Regions from separate parts of the Homo sapiens genome. Here region 1 is linked to region 2. The links are chromatin loops, found by intact Hi-C in ENCODE. Cell type or tissue: tibial artery. All regions are shown on one strand.

Region 1 (8,000 bases), 130 kb before region 2:
GTAGTTAGGAAGAAAAATAAATTGGGAATACTTGACATGAAAACATAACTGCTGAAATAACTAAATAGATGACTTTAATAGTAGAAGGGGTAAAATGGATATCACAGAAAAACAAGTTAGTAGGAGGGAAGATAAGATGAAAAACAGGAAAGTTAAGATATATGACAACCCAACCAAAAGAAAACACTCTAGTAAACTAAAGGTTTATAAATAAAAGGAAAAATATTGGGCATTCAGGCAAAAAATATGTCACTTAAAGGGGAAAGAAAATGAGATTATCATCAGATTTTTTCATAGTAACAGTATGCTAAAAACAACAGCAGTGAAATAACACATTTAAGATACCCAAGGAAAGTACAAGTGAAAGATTTTTAAGGATTTAATATTTTAAGGATAGTAAAGCATACTCCAAAAATGAAGGCCACAGAAAACTATTAAGAACATGCAAGAGCTCAGGAAATACTGTTCCCATACCCCTTCTCAAGCAATGTGCTAGAGAACAAGCTTCAGACAACCAAAATGATAAGACACCAAGTACTTTGAGAGGCAAGAGTGAAGCAGGAGTCTAGAGTAAATTAGAGAATTGATTCAAAGTCCACATAAAGTGTTATACCAGTTCTGAAAACCAGACAACTACCCCAACTCAGCAATACGTTAATTTTGTGAAGTAATTAAACCAAAGAGATCACAAATTTAAGGGCACCAACCAGGCTCACTGGTTGGTGAGAGAAAGAAGTGCAAAACCACAAATAGTTGAGATTTGGCAAAAGTCCATGTACTGAATGGCGAGACTTCAAATCCTTTCCTCTGCTTAGCTCCCAGAATACTGACTCTTGGGACTGTAGCCTCCTCCTCCCCACTCTGCTTGGAGAGGATATCAGTGGATCCTCGGGTCCACTGAATGGCCCAGAAAAGACCTATCGATAATGTCATTTGGGGCTCCCTAATGAGATGGCTAGGTCCTTTCTTAACAAGCACATCATATGTTTGCTCTCATGTGGACACATAGATAGACACAAAATCTCTTTAGCTTTTTTACTGACTCTTAAAAATGTTAAGATTCCCAACAGTCAGTAGACATTTCAAAATTATCTAACAAAGGAAAAAGATCAGGGATACGTGGTGGCTCACACCTGTAATGCCAGCATTTTGGGAGGCTTAGGCGGGCTGATTGCTTGAGCCCAGGAGTTCGAGACCTACCTGGGCAGCATGGCAAAACCCTGTCTATATGAAAAATACAAAAATTAGCCAGGCGTGGTGATGTGCACCTATAGTGCCAGCTACTTGGGGGTTGAGGAGGGAGGATCACTTGAGCCTGGGAGGTCAAGGCTGCAGTGAGCTGAGATCGCACCACTAAACTCCAGCCTCAGTGACATGGTGAGACCCTGTCTCAAAGAAAAAGATAAATATTTCCTGTTTTTGTTGAAGGAAAAAGGGACAATGCAAAAAGCAGAAAGAAACAGAGCAATATGAGAACAAGAAGTCTCAAGTTAAAGAAAATATGATAAATATTTTTTAAATTCAGTAGATGAGTCACAAGATAAATTTGAGAATTCTCTTAGAAAATATTGCAAAAAATCAGGTAGAAATTAGGAAAAGAAAATATGAGAAATCCATATCCAACAAGTAGAAGTTCCTGAAAGGGAAGACAGAAAAAAGAAAAGGAAGGAAATTATCAAGTAAGTAAAAGACTTTTTCCTGTAACTAAAAGACATGTTTCCAGATTGCACAGTTCCATCAGTGCCTACTAGCACTAGTGGATGACAAATACCTGTCCCCAGTCACATCATTGTGTGAGTTTTCAAGATACCAAAGATAGAACTTTTTAAACCTTTAAGGAGATTTAAAAAAGATCACATCCACATATTCAGGAATTGAAATGACATACTTACCCAAGGCAAAATGAAAAGAATAGTTAGAAGGTAAAATGATTTCAAGCTAGAATTTTTGATTCCCTGTCAAATGTCCCATCGAGTTGCAGGGGGGAAAAAATTGCATTTTGAGAAATTCCAGATCTCAAAGAAATTTTTATCACCCATGTGCTACTTTCTAAGGAAACTTAATTAGTTCTACCAGAACAAGGAAGGGGACAAGGAAAGAGAGACATGAGGTCTATAGAAGAAGGAATTGTACACAGACCGGTTAAGAGAAAGACTGGAATAGGAAACCAGAGGGCTTCAGCAGGGTTGTCTTCAGGTCAATAGAAAGGGGTAAGGGGGCTGAAAGGCTTCCAGTGTGTTTGACCATGTGGTAAATAGATTCCAGGGGATTTTACAGTTCCTTAGAAGAGTCTGGAAGATTTAGTGATAGAGATACAGAAAGGTAAAAGTCGAGGGTGGGAGGGGAACTATTAATTTTAGAAAAATCATGAGGTTATACAAGTAAGATGATAACCATAGTGTACTTCTTATTAGTGAATAATGATTCTCTAGTCATAATAACTTAGACATTACATATAAATTTTAAGCTAAAACTACTATAACAATATTGGGAAAAATGAAAAAAGGGAGTAGATAGTGTAAAAGGGCCATATCCTTCTCTACCATAGCAGGAAGTGAACAGATAACGTCTCAAATCAAAAAACTGTAGTATAGGCTTTCCACCCCAGCTCTGCCCCGCCCATATAGATACCTATTACAGAAGGAGGGAAATAGCTTTTAAAAAAGGAGAGTTAAATGAAATTGCCTGTAGGAAGTAGGAGGAATACTTCTGATTTTGTCATAAGCATTGTAATACCATTTTACTTTTTCAACCATGTGTATGTATTAATTTGATTTTAAAAATTTAAAACAGAAAATGTAGAAAAATTTTTTGTGACTGGGAATAAATATAAGATCTCAAATCACAAGCATAAGGTGAAAATATTCGTGGGCTTTATATCAAAATTAAAAATGCTTTTACAGTGAAAGCATTGTTAACAGATGATGACAGACTAGTGGAAGATATCTGCAATGTTTACCACTAATAAGAGGCTTATTTCTAAAATACATAAGAAACTCCTGCAACTCCATATGAAAAAGACTAGAAATCCCATTGAAAGATTGGCAAGTGATATAAATAATTCCCAGAAGACGAAATCCTGATGGTCAACAAGCATGTGAAGAAATGTCCAACTTCATTAATCATTGGAGAAATTTTTAAAATTTAATTTTAGAATTACTATCACTTTCTATTCAAAATCAAGATAAAATTAAGTAAGATGACGTCATGGATGTGGAGAAACAGGCAGCTTCACACGTGGATACTGGAAGTATAAACGGGTACAGCCATTCTGGAGAGAACCTAGACAGTGTAGAGTCATACGTAAGCTGTATGACTCAGCAATCTCATTTCATCAGAAAAATCTCTTTCCTTTACAAAAACCTCCATACAGATTCATTAGGCAACATGATGAAGATGTTTATTACTGTATTTTTTATGGCAGTAGGGAGTTGGAAATAGGGGAAAGATTCCTAAAATGTAATTGATATATAACAGAAACACATTTATATAAATTAAAAACACATACTCAGACTATCTAATTTATAAAGATATATACATGTCCAAGGTATTGGATCATCAAGGATGAAAAGGCAAAATAAGACAAAATAAAACTAGAGTGAGGCTTCTATCAAGCTGATATTATTTTATGAATTAAATATTAACTTAGTTTGTTGCACCTAATATTTCTCCCCAAGAAATAAAATTTATTTCATGTTTTTTAAAAGATAGAGAAGTGAATCTATAATTATCTCAAAATAGAAATTTTAAAAGGGAAGAAAAAATATTTTTAAAAAGAAAATTAAATTTTTTTTTTTTTTTTTTTGAGACGAAGTCTCGTTTTGTCGCCAGGCCGGAGTGCAGTGGCGTGATCTCAGCTCGCTGCAGCCTCTGCCTACCAGGTTTAAGCAGTTCTCCTGCCTCAGCCTCCCGAGTAGCTGGGACTATAGGCGCATGCCACCATGCCCAGCTAATTTTTGTATTTTTAATAGAGACGGGGTTTCACCATGTTGGCTGGGATGGTCTCGATCTCTGGACCTCGTGATCCGCCCTCCTTGGCCTCCCAAAGTGCTTGGGATTACGGGCATAAGGTACCGTGCCTGGCCAGAAAATTTAATTTCTTTAAAACATTTTAAAATTTTTTGTAAAAAAGAAAGGGTTGTGTGAGATACTCTTTGACTTGTCATTTATTAGTGGTAAAAGTTTAATTATCTACAGTAAATTTTTAAGCTTTCACCAAGAGTTGTACTTGGTTCTACTTGGCTCTTACATCTTCTATTAAAAACATTTTACTTTCTCCAATGTGTAGCTTAAAATCTACAACACAGAAAAAATCAGAGTAGAAAAGAACTCTTTCTAATCACCACTTTGAAATTTGAGGTTATGGTTAATTCTTTCTACTCCAAATGATCACATAATCTAAAATTCTAATTTTAGTCCATACTTTAATACCTTTCTTACTAGATTTTTTTCTTTTCATTTTTTTCTCTTCTTCCAGCTGTCCACAAAGGGAAGTATTAGATATCAAATATTGACCAGGAGGCAGGAAACAGGGATATTAGAAGCCAAGGAATCTAGACTCTAAGATCGATCATTCCTGTGTCTTTCTTTATACATTTTCACACCAAAACAAAAACAAAATCCTATTGTGTATTACCTAAAGATTGATGGCCTCAGAATAACGATCTTTAATTATGTTATGTTATACTATCCTTAGTGGAGATTAGTGAAATATAAACCCGTTAATCTTTAGTAGTGGATTACACAACCTCTCCTATAATTTAACCAGCACCTACCAGTTGGATGATTTATTACCTAAAATTAATGCTCAGCCAAAACACTGGGTTGTTATATTTTTCCCTGCTGTCATACTCAGAATTGTGACATCCTGAATAGATCTCTTGCTGGAGAGGAAGTGTATGATATATATATATATATATCATATATGTATATGTGCAATTCGGGAGGTATTATGGAGAATTACTAATAAATTTGTCAACCCTAGAGTTGTTTCATTGCTACTGTTTCAGGTATGTCTTGTTACTGTTTAGAAGAAGAAAAACATGAACCTACTTAGAGCAGTTGATTAATTTTTCCTTCTTTGTATTCAAAGCCTCTAGGACTAACCAGTAAAATAACTTCACGTCTTTTGCATTAATGCATTTTGAACAATTGAAAAAGTTAGCACTAGAAAATTTACTCATAATAGTTTCTCAAAGAGCCAAAAATTAAAAAGTAGTATACAGGAGAAAGAGCAAAATTTTATGATTTTAATAGATTCCTTCATATAAGGAAATAATATCTATCTTTCCAAGGTGGTTATTTGCATGAAATAAGATGAATTATGTAAAGTACTGGTACAGTGTCTGTACCCTGACTGGGACTCAGAAGCTATAGGAGCAGTTGCAGAGTTAGTAATAAGATAGACTGTGTTCTACTTAGAGTCAAATCCTAGTGCTGCTTTGAAACTGACCAAAAGATCGTGAGGAACTTCTAGAACACAATGCTTTGAGGTTGGACCAGAGCTCATGACCACTCTAAATTTGAGACTCTCACCCCATTCTCTGACTAATGCTGGTAGTCAGGTTTTTCTATGTAAAAAGATAATCTACTTCTATTTTTTTAATTTCTTTTGTAGTGTACAAATCATATATCCCAGTTGAAAAGAACAAGATTTATTTTTAACTTGAATTTTAAAGCTTCAAATATTCCCTTTAGTTTTTTGTTCATATGTTAGTGTCTACTGAAATAAATGCTACTTGATAACCTTTTAAAATCAGTATTCATAATTTATTAGAATATGGAGTAGAGTTCTTAGTAGTTTAAATCAATCACACATTTACAAGAGAAAAAAATAGCAAAATTCAAATAACATTGGGTACCCATGGACATAAAGATGGCAACAAAAGACTCTGGGGACTACTAGAGAAGGGGAAGGAGGGAGGGGTGCCAGGGCTAAAAAATTGGGTACTGTGCTCAGTACCTGGGTAATATGGATCGGTCATGCCCTAAACTTCAGCATCATATAATATACTCAGGTAACAAACCTGCACGTGTACCCACAAATCTAAAATAAGAGTTGAAATTATTTTTTTTTGAGTACTTAGTATGTACCAGGTACTGTTTGAAAGGCTTTGTTTATATTAATACTCATTTAACCACTCCGTTAGGTAGATACTATTATTTATCCTGTTTTGTAGATAAGGAAAGTGAGACAGAGAGGAATTTAGTAATTTTTTCCTAAGTTCACACAACAGAATGAAAGGTTATTTATTATACATCATTTATTGTTAAAACATGCTAAGAGAATTAATTTGGAAAACAAAGGAATATTCCAAAGAGATAAAATCTACATTTGCTTACCACCATGTAAATCAGGTAAGACTAAGATACCTTTAACTATGGTGTATTCAATAAGAAATTTCAATCTGCCATCTGTCTCTGGAATAATATTTGTGTATTCTTATCTGCTCAAGTGTTATACTGCCTCTTTCCATAGGAGGAAACTGATTCGTGAAGCATATTATTTGTCCTTGGTCCCAGAAAGAGAAATGCATGATTTACAGTAGAAACAATAATTTTAAATAACTCTTTTTCCTAAGAAGGTATAAAGCATATTAAAATCCTATATTTGTATCAGTATAAATATGCAATATTTTACTTAACTATTTGCTGAACAATAATTTGGATAATTTATTAAAATTCTGAAGCTAAGATTTATGAGCCCCCCAAAAAAGCTATTGTTTATTTTATATACTTTTAAAATGGCATTGAAGAGCAATTATCATTTAACTTCTTAATTATTTTAGCTTAGTCCAGTTCAAATTACCTAATAAAAATGTTTAAAGACCATAAACTATAAGAAGATGTAATGAGAAATGGAAATAATTCATTCTATTCCTATTTAGAAAACATTCTAGAAAGTGGTATGGGGCATAAGGACTCACATTATGGAAATCTTTTAAACAATCTGTGTGTTTTTTTATCAATTTGTTTTGCAGCGCAAGACTCACCAGTTTTTTGTAAAATCTTTTACTACTCCTACCAAGTGTCATCAGTGTACCTCCTTGATGGTGGGTTTAATAAGACAGGGCTGTTCATGTGAAGGTAAGAACACAAAGGAAAGAAAATGTGACTTCACTATCTAAATTGTAATCAAATAAGTTGATTCTCTTTCAAAGGTGTATAAATGTTTGTTTTACTTAATCATTTGCTTTTTTGCATAACAGGAATGGAAATAATCTGTGTTGTCTGTTGAATGTTCGAGAAACTAGACATATTTTTCAGGGGCAATATATTTAAATATGGTTCATTTGTCTTTGTTTTGTTATTAAATTTGTAGTCCCTGCCAAAAAACATTAACCTGACAGAAGAAAATTCATTGAATTTTAACCTTGTTTAATTTATTAGAGAAATTGTTATTAAAAAGTAGACAGTGTGGGAACCTTTTCAGAAATATTAAATGTCTGCCACTATGTCTGAAAGATATTTTATTCCTGTATTAATAGCAGAGGTTTTTTTTTTTCCCCTAACATCCATGATTTATTCATCACATGTTTATGGAACACCCACTGTACTTCTAGGCACTGGGGACATAATAGTGGATAGGGGAAAGGCATAGATCCTACCCTCATAGAGCGCACATTCTGAGTGATGAAGGAGAGAGGGTCAGGGGTCATGTGAACAGAAAAGAAAGTATATTTGTTTGGGTATTCCTTTATTTTTCCTAGGACCTCTGAAGTGAAAATGGTTTAAATTATAATGGAACATATATTTTTTTAAATGTTTCAGAAGAATACTTTTTTAAAAAATCAAATGAAATTTGTCATTACAACACTACCTTATATGAGGGGACTTCAAAAAGCTTGTGGAAAAGTAGAATTTAAAAATAAAAATAAACAATATAAACTTTTTTTTTAGCATAAGCTCCATTAAGTTCAAGACAACTTTGTAAGCAATTATACCACCCATTTAGTCCATCCCTGAAGAACAGAGGGTCCTGAGAATGTAACCATGTCAGT
Region 2 (8,000 bases):
TGAGAAATTACAACTGAGAATTTTATTTATGTATCAACTTTTTAAAAAATAACAAAAATAAACATTTCATTTTAACATAAATAAGTTTTTTGAAAATAGCTATATTTTTACAAACCAAAAACCTTTCATGAAGACTGGCATTTGTTTACATTTTTGCAATTCTCTTTACTAGAATAAAAAGAATATCTTAATAGAAGAGAGCTGGATTCGGCCAGGCACAGTGGCTCACGCCTGTAATCCCAGCACTTTGGGAGGCCCAGGTGGGTGGATCACCTGAGGTCAGAAGTTCAAGACCAGCCTGGCCAACATGGCAAAACCCCGTCTCTATTAAAAACACAAAAATTAGCCAGGCATGGTGGCGGGCACCTGTAATCCTAGCTACTTGGGAGGCTGAGGCAGAGAGAATTGCTGAAAACCCAGGAGGTGAGGTCGGGCACGGTGGCTCACATCGGTAATCCCACCACTTTGGGAGGCCAAGGCTGGCAGATCACCTGAAGTCAGGAGTTCAAGACCAGCCTGACCAACATGGTGAAACCCCATCTCTACTAAAACTACACAATTAGCCAGGTGTGGTGGCGCGTGCCTGTAATTCCAGCTACTCTGGTGGCTGAGGCAGGAGAATTGCTTGAACCCAGGAGGCAGAAGTTGCAGTGAGCTGAGATCGCACCACTGCACTCCAGCCTGGGCAATAGAGCAAAACTCTGTCTCCACAAAAAAAAAAAAAAGAAGAAGAAGAAGAAGACAGCTGGATTCTCCGACCTGCTTTTGGAGTCAATCCCTTGTGATATCACATATCGTATCATGCAGCTTCTGGACAACTCCTGTGTACACTTGTAATAGAAGGAGAATGGTAAGGTAATGTAGTTTTATTACAAAATAGTTTTGACTTCATGGGCCCCCAGGACCACACTTTGAGAAGCACGGCTGTAGAGTTTAAGCTAAGAACTAACTCTGGCTCAGGGTCCTCCTCCAGCAGCTCATCTGATCCTTGGGCAGTGACGAGCCCAAGGCAGACGGCCCCAGGCAGGGAGGCTGCGCCAGACCACCAAGAGGTCGATGCCCACCTGCAACCTGGTGAAGGAACACTGTATTCCTGCCCTCCCACCCACCCTCACTATGTTCAAGCTGAGTGGCACTGCCAGTGGCCTTTGCTCCAGACTTCCCAGCAGAAATGGTAAAGCCCTCCAACTTTTTCTTTTTTTTTCTTTTTTTGAGACGGAGTCTCCATCTGTTACCCAGGCTGGAGTGCAGTGGCATGATCTCAGCTCACTGCAACCTCTGCCTCCCGGGTTCAAGCAATTCTCCAGCCTCAGCCTCCTGAGTAGCTGGGATTACAGGTGCACACCACCACACCTGGCTAATTTTTGTATTTTTAGTACAGACGGCATTTCACCATGTTGGCCAGGCTGGTCTCGAACTCCTGACCTCAGATGATCCACCTACCTTGGCCTCCTAAAGTGCTGGCCATGAGCCACCGCTTCTGGCCCAAGTTTTTCCTTTTATTTAATACATTTAATACAGCTGCACTTTGGACACGAGGCAGAAAAATTAGGTAAGAATACTGGCTGAGCCAGGGTTTCCTTGCCAGGGACAAGATGTTTAAAACTCTTTCCAGGCTGGGGGAGGCAGAAGTGCAAGAGGAGATCAACAGAATGAAGTGCTGGCAATGGGTCTCTGGGAAGAGTCCGGGGGTCTGTAGTCTCCCTCTAAGGGGGTGGTAGAATCCAAGATAATAGAAGGGATGTGCCCCCTCCTGCCTGGGACCCTGACTGTCAGGGGTCCTTGACCTACCATGACACAGGTGCTCAAGAGCGAAGATGGCCAGGCATGGTGGCACATGCCTGTAATCCCAGCTACTCGAGAGGCTGAGACTGGAGAATTGCTGGAACTCAGGAGGTGGAAGTTGCAGTGAACCAAGATTGCACCACACATTTCTCCAAAGAAGATATATACGAATGGTCTAAAAGCATATGAAAAGATGCTCAACTTAAACCTCATGAAACCACAATGAGATACCACCTCACACCTATTAGGATTGCCACTATCAAAAAAAACCAGAAAATAACAAATGTTGGCAAGGATGTGGGGAAATTGGAATCCTTGTACACTGTTGGGGGGAAGGTAAGATGACGTAGCCACTGTAAAGAAACAGCATGGTGGTTTCTCAAAAAATTAAATCTTATGACCCAGAAATCTCATACATCTAAATTGAAAGCAGGATCTCAAAGATATTAGCTCACCCATGTTTAGAACAGCATTATCCACAATAGCCAAGAGGTACAAGCAACCCAAATGTCCACTGATGGAGGATTAGATGAACAAAATATGGTATAAACATACAATGGAATATTGTTCCGCCTTAAAAACGAAGGAAGTCCTGTCACATGCTACAACATGCGTGAAGCTTGAGGACATTATGCATTATGCTAAGTGAAATAGGGCCAGTCACAAAAAGACAAATACTGTATGATTCCACTTACATGAGGTATCTAGAGTAGTCAAACTAATAGAAAGAGAAAATAGAATTGTGGTTGCCAGGGGCTTGTGGGGGTTGCAGGGGAGAATGGGAAGTTGTTCAATGGGTGTAGGATTTCATATTACAAGATGAAAAAGTTCTGGAGATCTGTTTCACAACAATATGAATATACTTAACACTATTATCTGTACACTTAAAAATGGTTACAATGGTAAATTTTATGCTATGTGTTTACCACAATCAACAATTTTTTTAGGGCTGGGCATGGTGGCTCATACCTGTAGTCCCAGAACTTTGGGAGGCCAAGGTGGGAGGATTACTTCAGGCCAGGAGTTCAAATCTAGCCTGGGCAATACAGCAAGACCCCGTCTCTACAAAAAATAAAAATAAAAAATTAGCCTGGCACGGTGGTGTGCACCTGTAGTTCCAGCTACTCAAGAGGCTAAGGTGGAAGGATTGCTTGAGCCTGGGAGGCCAAGGCTGCAGTAGGCCGAGATCACGCCACTGCACTCCACCCTGGGTGAGAGAATGAGACCTTATCTATAAAATAAAAGAAGTTTTCTTTTAAAGAAAAGAAACCAAAATAGAAACGTGGCAATCAAGGGACCACATGTGCCCCCCGGCAACCCTATCCTCTATGTCCTGATATTACAGAGGCCACAGGCTCCCTCACCCTCGGTACTACTCCAGGGAGAAGAGGACAGTGTAAACAACAGAATCTAGCAGGCATTAAGCTTATATATGCTAGCAATAGACAAAATGGACCTTAAGTTACAGAAACATAAGAAAGTTATTGTATCAAACACTGTTAGTTGTCTGTCTGGAGCCTTCTCTGCTCCTCTCCCATTCTTTTCTTTCTAATGGAAAGTGGATGGAACTCTGATTTCATTCTGGCATCCACTCTCCCCCTTGAGACTCAGGGTTACATTCTGATGGGTCCAGGCTGGCCACAACTATCCCACACCCATTGCCAGTGATTGGCTTAGGCATGGGGATGTGACACAGTTCTGGCCAATGAGATTCAGGGAGAAATCTGCCCAGGGGCTCCTAAGAATGGTTTTCATTGACCTTAAAAAAATGACACAGGAAGAGTCTCTCTCCTCTCTCTCCCCCTGCACTTGGCTTTATGTAAGTGAGAATGCGGGAGAGGAAAGAATGCCAGAGAGGAAAATGGAAAGAATGGAAAAAAAAAAATCAAAGATGGAATTGAACTGCTGGATAAATCAAACCCAGAGCCACCCTACTCCACTTCTTGTCAGTGAGAAAATAAACTGACAAAGTCAGGTGGAGACCCTATTAACACAAGGCCTACCTCAGTTTAACCAATATCACCCCCTAAGGCTTCAGGTCCTTGCAGCCAGAAGCGTCCGGTTGTTCTGTTTTTCGCACCTGACACCTGTCTGCAGGCATGCCCCGCTCCATCCTGCAGTGTCGCCATCTGGAGTCGGGTGCTCTCTTGGAGTCGCCACGCACAGATGCCTCTGGCCAGCTCCACTCTGCCATTTGTTTTGCCAACACAGCCCTCTTGGGTCTGTCTTGTGGTTCTGGAAACTAAAAATTATTTCAGCGAATCAGACTTCAAGCCCCTTGAGAACTGAGTCTTTTCATTTCTGTATCTCCACATTGCCTGGAATACACCAAAGTGGGTCATACGTTCCCCGGCATGAAGAAGTGAATTTCCTCCCAAGCTCAGAGCATATCCCTGGAAGATTACATCTGTGGTGACTGCTGGCTGAGCCCCCTAAGCCCCTCTGCCCTACCCTCAAGGCACATGGTGCTGAGCCTGGGACAGTCGGCTGAAGGTCCTATAGCTGGGGCTGAGCGGGGAGCTCAGCAGGTGCTCCAGGGCCCACCTTCCACATGCCAAGAGTTCTGTGTTCTTTGCCCGGCACCATATTCTGCTCCACTCCTCCATTCCCTGCAGTAATCAGCTAATAGCTTGAGTGGCCTTGTCATAGCTCTTAAAAACTATTATAAGACTATTTGGATAATCTTTACTACTCTCCAAATCCCTAGTTTGGGAATCATGAATGTGTTTTAAACCCTTCACTTTATAAATATGAGAAACAGGCCCACAGAAGTGAACTGACCAGATGGTTATGGCTATTGATAGCAGAATATAACTTAGCTTTCTAGACACCAAATTCCCACACATTTTATTATGTTTCTCTTTTGTTTTGCTAGGAAACTGTCACTATAAGGGACTATCACACACACGCACGCACGCACACACACACATACTTTAGAAAGATACATTTTCTTTTTTTTGAGACAGAGTCTCATGTTGTCTCCCTGGCCTGAGTGCAGTGGCGCCATCTCTGCTCACTGCAACCTCCACTCCCTGGGTTCAAGTGATTTTCCTGCCTCAGCTTCCCAAGTAGCTGGGATTACAGGTGTCCATCACCATGCCCGACTAATTTTTTTTTTTTGAGAGTCTCGCTCTGTTGCCAGGAGTGCAGTGGTGCAATCTCAGCTTGCTGCAACCTCTGCCTCCCAGGTTCCAGCAATTCTCCTGCCTCAGCCTCCTGAGTAGCTGGGACTACAGAAGCACACCACCACACCCAGCTAATTTTTGTATTTTTAGTACAGATGGGGTTTCACCATGTTGACCGGGATGGTCCCAATCTCCTGACCTTGTGATCCACCACCTTGGCTTCCCAAAGTGTTGGGATTATCGGCATGAGCCACCGTGCCTGGCCACAGCTAATTTTTGTATTTTCAGTAGAGATGGGGTTTCACCATGTTGGCCAGGCTGGTCTCAAACTCCTGAGCTCAGGTGATCCGTCCGCCTCGGCCTTCTAAAGTGCTGGGATTACAGGCATGAGCCACTGCACCTGGCCGGAAGATACATTTTCTTAGCTGAATGAGATGGTAATTAGTAGAGGGTGACATTGGCTAAACTGGGGCATGTCCTGTTTCAATTTGGTCCCCCAGCAGCAGAGCTGAACAGGAACTGAGTGCAGGCAGTTCCCATGCACCACAGAGAACACCGAAGAGGGGTGAGAGGACATGGCCTGGGATCAGGCTTCCCTCATGAGGCCAGCAGGCAAGGGAATGAATATTTACTGGATAATACTTTAACCCACCACCAGACTGACATCTGCCAAGGAAAGTAACTCCAGACACCTAGTCTAGTTCTTCATTCATAAATGTGAACAGTCAAGCAAGGATCATCAGCCATTTTCAAAGAGTTATATAAGAAATAAAAGGACCTAAGATGAACAGATAAACAAAAAGGCTAAAGAAAACTGAGACAATTAATCAAATAGAAAACCTTTCAAGAATTACTCGTTTCTCAGTAAGAGCTGAGAAGATATTGCCTCCATCAAAAATAACAGCTATGAGAGAGGAGCAAGTAAAGATCATGAGTTTTTGGAAATTAAAAAAAAAACAAACAAGATTGTCAAAAAATAAAATCTAAAAAGGCTAGAAGAAAAATCCTAGCATACAGAGCAGGGAAAAGACAAAGGGATGGAGAGTAGGAGACAACACTGAAGAGACACTAAAAAACAAGTTCTGAGATCTGACACCAGTCTTGAGGGAATCTCAAAAAGAGAAAACAGAGAAAATAAATAAGGGGAGAAAATTTCCAAGATCTGAATAAAGACTCAAATATTCAGATTTCAAGGCACAGGGAATGGTGAGCAAGATGGATGAGTAAGAATCAAATCCACATCCCTGACTCTGTGAGTTCTCTGTGAATAGTCACTATTTCAGAGTTGGACTGACCTGATCAAAGGTTCTGGGGGCTCTTGGGGGCGAGGTTACATCATAGTATGTGGCCACCTGCCTCCTATTGGCTCCTTTTCCTTCTATATCAAGTGGAGGCCAAATCCCTCCCCAAGTATTATCATACAGAGACATTCAGCTCCCCTTGCTTAACCAGACCCTGTGCTTAGTAGAAGAAAAGCCACCAAACAGGACCCTTTTAAAAAGCGAGAGTTATAAATAGAAAAATATATTTAACAGGTGCGTAATAATCTTGTGTTTCCCTAAGGCAGTCTAAGTGGCTTTCTGCTCCTTCTAATCCAATGAAGGCAGGCAGATTTGGTACCAGCAGTGGGGATGCACAGAACATACCCTCAGAAGGAATATGTAAGTGACTATGGCACCATGTCCTTTTGTGGGAGGGGGTGAGTGATCACCGTCCCATGCAGGGGTGAAAGTTCATGGTTTGTGATGATGCAGTGTCTGAGAAAACCACCACCTGTGACTCAGGGATGGAGACGCTATTCCCACCAAGGATGAAGCTTTGGAGAACTCTGTTGCCATTGCTTAAGATGCATCCCAAGATAATGAGGAATGCAATGAGGAACGAATGGCTGCATTGCTACAAGAGAAAAGGGATGAATTCTGCTCCCAGCTTATTTACCTGGAAACAGATGTGAAATTATTGCAATATCCAGCTACAAGAAACACTTTCTTCTCCTTACATCCCCTAGCCTCAAAATCTTGTTCCAATACAAAGCAGTGTATCTATTCATTTAATTTTCTGATACATGCCCTTAGGGCTTCACCTTTTACTTGATGCTTCTCATCAAGATGTTTTCTTAAATAAATACAGCTTTTTTTTTTTTTGAGATGGAGTTTCATTATTGTCACCCAGGCTGGAGTGCAATGGTGTGATCTCAGCTCACTGCAACCTCCACCTCCCGGGTTCAAGCGATTCTCCTGCCTCAGCCTCCCTAGTAGCTGGGATTACAGGCATGTGCCACCATGCCCGGCTAATTTTTGTATTTTTAGTAGAGACAGGGTTTCACCATGTTGACCAGGCTGGTCTCGAACTCCTGACCTCAGGTGATCCATCCACCTTGGCCTCCCAAAGTGCTGGGATTACAGGCGTGAGCCACTGCGCCCAGCAGTAGCTCCCTTTCTAAGAAGAATTCTGGAGAAACTACTTAGACAAGCTTTTTGGGGGTGTTAAACACTGGAGGAGCAGATTTGGGGTGTTGGTGGGAGAGAAGAACAGTGTTTTGAGACACCTAAGTGGAAGAGATACCAAGTGAGCAGAGATGTCTGACTGAAAGGTAGGTCAGGCTTGCATGTGGCTGCACGTACTAGAAACCCAACTATAATAGTTTAACCAGATAGGGGTTTCTATTAATAACATAAAAGAAGACCAGGCCAGGCACGGTGGCTCAAGCCTGTAATCCCAGCACTTTTAGGAGACCTAGGTGGGTGAATCACTTGAGGTCAGGAGTTCCAGACCAGCCTGGCCAACATGGTGAAACCCCATCTCTCTAAAAATACAAAAATTAGCAGGGCATGATGGCTTGTGCCTGTAGTCCCAGCTACTCGGGAGGCTGAGGCAGGATAATCGCTTGAACCCAGGAGGCAGAGGTTGCAGTGAGCCAAGATGGCACCACTACACTCCAGCCTGGGTGACAGAGTGAGACTCCATTTCAAAACAAACAAACAAACAAACAGAAAAGAAGTCCAGGGGTGGCTGGGGCAGCTACTTGTGGTTTCCTTCTCTGTCATACACGCTTTGCCTGCGGCTTTCATCCTGGTGGTCGCTAAGCAG

Evidence for each region. Hi-C counts contacts between places; a loop is a spot of excess contacts. Peaks named below come from ENCODE experiments on the same cell type or tissue, not always from the same donor. Only the 100,000 strongest peaks of a DNase experiment are listed, where the experiment ranks them.
Region 1: it touches region 2 in a loop (34-fold over the local background); 2 of 110 quality-filtered maps call a loop at or near these places.

What each region holds. Positions count from the first base shown.
Region 1 is chr1:227,039,217-227,047,216 of GRCh38, reverse strand. CDC42BPA (CDC42 binding protein kinase alpha) reads left to right here. Exons shown (of 37, transcript NM_001394014.1): 24 at 6,981-7,086. Among named protein-coding and RNA genes, the nearest start is that of COQ8A, 100 kb to the right of the region's middle. In tibial artery, no CTCF peak of the experiment used is centred here; no DNase peak of the experiment used is centred here.
Region 2 is chr1:226,904,549-226,912,548 of GRCh38, reverse strand. LOC107985354 (a long non-coding RNA gene) reads right to left here and starts at 1,887. Exons shown (of 3, transcript XR_001738506.2): 1 at 1,792-1,887. In tibial artery, no CTCF peak of the experiment used is centred here; no DNase peak of the experiment used is centred here.